Linked DNA regions of Homo sapiens: region 2 is linked to region 1. Evidence: chromatin loops called from intact Hi-C (ENCODE). Cell type or tissue: Calu3. All regions are shown on one strand. Each heading gives the region's core, and the rest is flanking DNA. Links, peaks and the distances in the headings are about the cores only.

Region 1 (2,926 bases), core at 146-2,645:
ATTTATCAATCATCTACCTATAATATCTATCATCTCTCTATATTTGTCACCTATCAATCTTCTATCTATCACTATCTATCATTTATCTTTCTCTATATCTATCCCCTATCTATCATCTGTCTATATCTGTCATCTATCTATCTATCATCCATCTATATCTGTCATCTATTTATCAATCATATGCCTATAATATCTATCATCTGTCTATATTTGTCACCTATCAATCATCTATCTATCACTATCATTTATCTTTCTCTACATCTATCACCTATCTATCATCTGTCTATATCTGTCATCTATCTATCTATCAATCATCTATGTATTGAGAGATTTATTTTAAGGAATTCTCTCATGCAATTGTAGGGGCTGGCAAGGCTGAATTCTGAAGGACAGGCCTGCAGGCTGGAGACCCTGGAAAGAGTTAATGTTGTACCTTGAATCTAAATGCAGTCTGGAGGCACAATTCCTTCTACTCAAAAGACCTTTTGAGGTCTTTTCTCTTAAGGCCTACAACTGGTTGGACAAGGCACATTCACATTATGAAGGATCACCTGCCTCACTCAAAAGCTACTAATTTAAATGTTAATAATATCTAAATAATACATTTACAGCAATATTTAGACTGGTGTTTAACCAAAAATGATACCATAGCCTAGCCAAGCTGACACATAAAATTAACCATTACACACTGTTAGATTTTTCTGCAACTACTTGTTTGTGTCTCCCAGCTCCTCTAGAATATGAACTGCTTGTGGGCAGTGATCCTCACATTTTAGTCTCATTGTGATCATAATAAACATCACTTCCTTTCACATATAAAACTGTGAGCACTGCATCTACTGTCAAAAAAATGTGTTTCAAGAGCAACATGCTCAGTGCATAAGGCAGGCAGCAGGGAGGAAACTAGAAATGACTCAGCTATAGTCTTTGACAGCAGTGAACTGATTTTGCAGTGGATGAATAAGCCCCTGGCTTCAAATATGAGAATAGGTTTCCTCGAATCAGGTCCAATGCCTCTCTTTGGCCAGTCGACTGCCCCGAAGCAGGCTGGGTGCATCCTGTCATTCCAGGGCCCAGGAACCAAATTCTGAGGGAGGGTAGCAGCTCTCCAACCTACTATCAACACCTGATGGGGTGCTCAGAATGCACCCCATCAGGTGGCTGATGGAAGCACTACAAGATGGTCTAATTCTACCTAGAACTTATATTAACTTCCTTTTTGACTGTTTCCCTCCCAGTTCCCTTGATGTTCCTTGGAGCCATGAGGGGCAAAGAGGTGGCCCCTTGCTGCCCACTAGGTGGTAGTGGAATCCCACCTCTGTCACACTCAGCACTTTCTGCTCTCTCAGCCACCAAAGTCTGATGACAAAACTTCTAATCTGCTGCTGGGAATTTCAGGTTAACTGACTAAGTCACTTTAATTTTCTTGGGAAAATAGTTGCAGTCACACAAAAGATAAGAAGAGGCTCCTGAGCCCCCGACACCTGCAGTGTGAGGGCAGCCCAGCCTTTCACAGCCCCAGTACAGAGAGAAACTTCTTCTCCTGCTGCCCAGCAGACACACATGCCCCCACCCGCAACCCCACAGTCAGGTCAAAGCTTGCTCCTGGCACAATCCGTGTTTACTTCCACGTCTCCAAACCTGGAAGGATGGCATACTTTGTACCTGCTGATGTCAGCCAATGACCTCTCAGCCTCTCTGCCTTCCTCGCCTGCTGCTGCAGGGAAGGCAGGTTGCAAGGGCAGAGCTGATCATAAATTCTAGTGATCTTCTGTAAGATCATTTGCAGCATCAGACTCTTTAATAGACTCTGCTTATTCCTGCGGTGTAGGCTCAAAAAATTTAAGTAGTAAAAATAAATAAAAATCTCATGTCAGTTAAACATAGAGATATGGGCTTTAAAAAAAATCTTTCCCCTCCTCCTTATGTTTTTTCTTCTATGAATGTATTTATGTAACCTCTGCAGCTAAGATTTTTGAAGGGCAAACTTTCCCTAGACAGGGACAATTTTTAGTTTTAGTTAATGCAGTGTACAGGATAAGCAATGGTGCCCTGTGCAGAGTTAGCGCCCATAAATGTCAGTTGATGCTGCCACTACCCTCTGGAAGTTTCATAGAAGAGCTCCTTTCTCTTTGTGACTTCAACGTCCTTCACCTACAGGATCTCATTTTCCACTTACTGTGATAACAAAGGGCCATGGATTATTATCTTCAATTTACAGGTAGGAACAATGTGTCAGGGAAAGATGATCTGCCCAAGAATAGAGAGCAAGTCAGTGATCAGCTGACCATTTCTCTGTTCTTGCAGCAGCCCTCAATGTCTCTTTCAGTGAAGTGCTAACCTGTCACCCCCAAACACTGTACTCATAGAAAGTAGCATCAGGATCTCTTGAAACAGACTGGAGGCCTGGACCATGCACCACCTGCTCTCTGCATGGCCGCTGTTCTCTCCTCTTGTCTCTTTTCACTGCTTCCTAGTCACCAACAGGGCAGATAATCAATGCAGTCTTCTGGTAGATCAATAGCCAACAATATTTCATTACTGCCGGAATCAGGTTGTTCCAGCAGTCTATTGCCGATTTCCCCCAAGTTAGAACATTTACAGGATGGAGCATGGTTCGTATCCAAGCTCTCCACACAATTGACCTGAAACTCCAAGCCTATGTCAGCCTTTGGGCCTGGGAGTTATAAAGCTGGCCTGTAGAGTAATAGTGGCAAAGGACTCAACATTGTGCAATTGCAGTAAGTTCCACCAGCTGATACTCTATTCTCCTTCAAGGCTCCACTCATGTCACCTAGGAGAGACCTTCTGTTAATCTTCCACTTCAGTTGATATTAATTGATTACTCCTTGAAGCTTACATAACATTTAGTGAATATTTCTGTTTTGAAACACTCCGCTTTTGTGTGTGTGTGTGGGTGTGTGTG
Region 2 (2,926 bases), core at 162-2,661, 180 kb after region 1:
GAAATCTGAAAGCATCCCCAAAAGAGGCTCAGTTCCTTGGCAAAACGCACAGAGTCTCTTTTGCTCCAAACTTGCCATATCGTTTTCTAAATGGTTTATAAAGAAAATGTCTTTGTTTACTTTTGGAGTTTTGCAGAACAGCAGCATTTTTTTTTTTTCTCACTGATAAAAATCCTCTCTCCTGGATCTAGCTACTGGCCTGTTAAAAGGTACCAGCTGACCTTTTCTTGTGGCTTGTCAGAATGAATAAAGGACACAGGCGAGATCAGGTTGCCATTTCTGATTTGATCTCCTTGCCTGGGCCTGTGGGGCCAGAGGTCTGCCTGCTGGTGGAGATGAATGGAACGCGAAGAGCAAACTCATCAGACTCAGCAATGAATGGGCACTGAGTTTTCAGTGTCTAGTTCCCCAAGCCTGCAGGCAGCTTCAAAGAGTAACAAATGATGGAATTAGCTACAGTGCCACAATCCAGTGGGATGAACACAAAAATCACATTTTTCCATTTTTCCTACCATCACAATAGAACTACACATGTGCACACCCACACACTCAATTTTTGTCAAAGTCATACACACAGGACATTTGAAGTCATATAATACTGAAAGGTGTATGCCAAATCAGTACCCCTCCTTGCCTTACTCCCTCACAATCTCCTTCTCCTCCCCAGAAGCAGCCTCTTTCAAAGGAATCAGTCACTTCTTTTTTTCTCTATTTTTTAACAAATGTGCTTACATTGCTGTTTCATGTTTTACTAATTTTAGATAGACTCTACTTATTTTCATTTACACTAGTTACCCACCAATATGTACTCTGCAGTTTCTAGCAACCTCCTGTTAACTAGCAGAAATTTGGATTGGAATAATGACTCACACTCACAGTTTAATACTGAGCCACATGTTGTCCTGTGAACATGTTTTATTTCTTGTACAACTGCTTTGTTTTCCCTAGAATTAATAACTGCCATGTCTTTTTAAATGTGTGTATTTTCTGTTCACCTGAGGCTGTTTTATTTTTCTAGCTTCTCCATATCTCTCTAGTATTTGAAAATACTTTCCTTCCCACATCTCTGAAAATGTCAGTTTCTTGGTGCTTTTCTGTGAAAAACTACATCCGTCTCCCTCCATCTCCTGAAGTCTGAACTGATAGCTCTAGTCTTTCTGCATATCCATAATCTTGGGTTTTCCCTTGGTGTTTATTCACCTGTTTCCAAGATTATTTGGCTTCTTCTTATCGGTTTAATCCCTTAGTTTTTTCAGGCATCTCCTAAAACCTTGCTACTCAAAGCGTAGGTCACTGGCAGGCAGCACTGGCATCACCAGGGAGTCTGCAGGAGACGTGGAGTGTCGAGCGCCACCTGCAGGTGACTTGTTACACATAAAGATTTGAGAATCAGTTCTCTAAACATCAAGAGCTGTTTGGGCTGGATATAGACTTCTAGATTGGGAATTATTTTCCCGCAGGATTTTGAAGACATTATCATCATCCCAAATCAGATAGCTGATAAAAAAATATCTGTCACTATTCTATCCAAGCTCTTTGGTGTGATGTTCCATATTTTTCTTCTCTCCTATTGCCCCATTGTTTGGAAGTTTCAAAATAATATTCTTATGTCCCCGTGTGTGTGTGTGTGCATGTGTGTGCACGTGTGTGCTTGTCTCTGTGCATGTGTGTATATGTGTGTGCACGTGTGTATATGTGTGCGCATGTGTGCACGTGTGTGCATGCCTGTGTGTGGGCATGATTTATTATGCTGAGCACTCAAGAGCTCTGGAGACTCACAAGCATCCTTCCATTCTGAGAATTTTCTCACATTATTTCTTTGGTAATTTTTGTCTGTTTTATTTTTCTTGGACTCCTAGTTGAATGTTGGACTCTATTTATCCTTAGTTTATTTTTATTATCTTTCTACTATTCTTCTTTTAATTTGTTTCACTTTCTGGGAGATTTTCTTAATTTTATATTTCCACCTTTTATTCTTACTTTAGTTATATTTACAACTTCTCTTTCTGGTTTGATTATTTCATTTAACAGCACTCTGCCTCTTGTGATGGATTCAATATTTTCGATTTGTTCTGAGGAAACACTAATCACGATGTTTTGAAGGGGATTTGTGTGCATGTGCTCTCTGTATTGTTTCATTTTTCTCTTAGTTCCTTTTCTCCCTTTTTCTTGTAGTCAAAGATTTTCTTCAAAGGTCTGAAGTCTGGCAATGCATGTTTGTTCACATTAAAGTCTGTTCATATTAAAGAGCAAGGCCACAAAAGGCAGACTGGAATTTCTGTGTAGATACATGTGGGCCTCTTGAGTTCTGGGGGCACTAAAATACAATGAATAATAATTGTCCTTTTTATTCGGAGACCTGTCACTGTCAGTACATGGAGGGAGATCTTTGCTCTGGGCTATTATGTCTCCAGGGAATCTCCTAATCCCTTATATGAGGGGTGTGGTTGAGATGGGAAGATACATGCCTGGCAGAATTCTGGAAGCCAGATCAGGGAAGGGCCCTGAGGTTCTCTCTGTAGGTATTTCTCAATCCGTCTCCCTACTTTGGGCCTCATACCTCACTCATGCTGTCTTCTGTGTTGATGCACATGATAAGTCCTTTCCATTTCCATTTCTGTATCTCCAGAGAATAATCATTCCTGCATCAGGGTGGGGTGGGGTGAAGGGAGCATCATCTGGACACGCAGCACATGGGAAGGTCTCTGAGGGGCTTTCCAGTACAAGGACCTTAAACTAGGGAGCCTGTTGTCAGTTCAGCCTATCATCTCCCACTGCCAAGACACCTGGTGTTTCCACTGGACAAGCAGAGTTAGGGTGGGGTGGGCAAATGGGCTGTTCTTTGACAGTATTCATGTGCGGGTGCTCAGCTGGAGCTCCCTCTGTCCTCTCAGTCCTTGACAGTCAGTTAATTTGTTCTGTCTTC

The links. Peaks named below come from ENCODE experiments on the same cell type or tissue, not always from the same donor. Only the 100,000 strongest peaks of a DNase experiment are listed, where the experiment ranks them.
Region 2: it touches region 1 in a loop (23-fold over the local background); 16 of 110 quality-filtered maps call a loop at or near these places.

Annotation. Positions count from the first base shown.
Region 1 is chr11:128,020,212-128,023,137 of GRCh38, reverse strand. No RefSeq gene overlaps it. Among named protein-coding and RNA genes, the nearest start is that of LINC02725, 74 kb to the left of the region's middle. In Calu3, for the core only: no CTCF peak of the experiment used is centred there; no DNase peak of the experiment used is centred there.
Region 2 is chr11:127,842,409-127,845,334 of GRCh38, reverse strand. No RefSeq gene overlaps it. Among named protein-coding and RNA genes, the nearest start is that of LINC02725, 250 kb to the left of the region's middle. In Calu3, for the core only: no CTCF peak of the experiment used is centred there; a DNase peak (open chromatin) is centred at 1,334.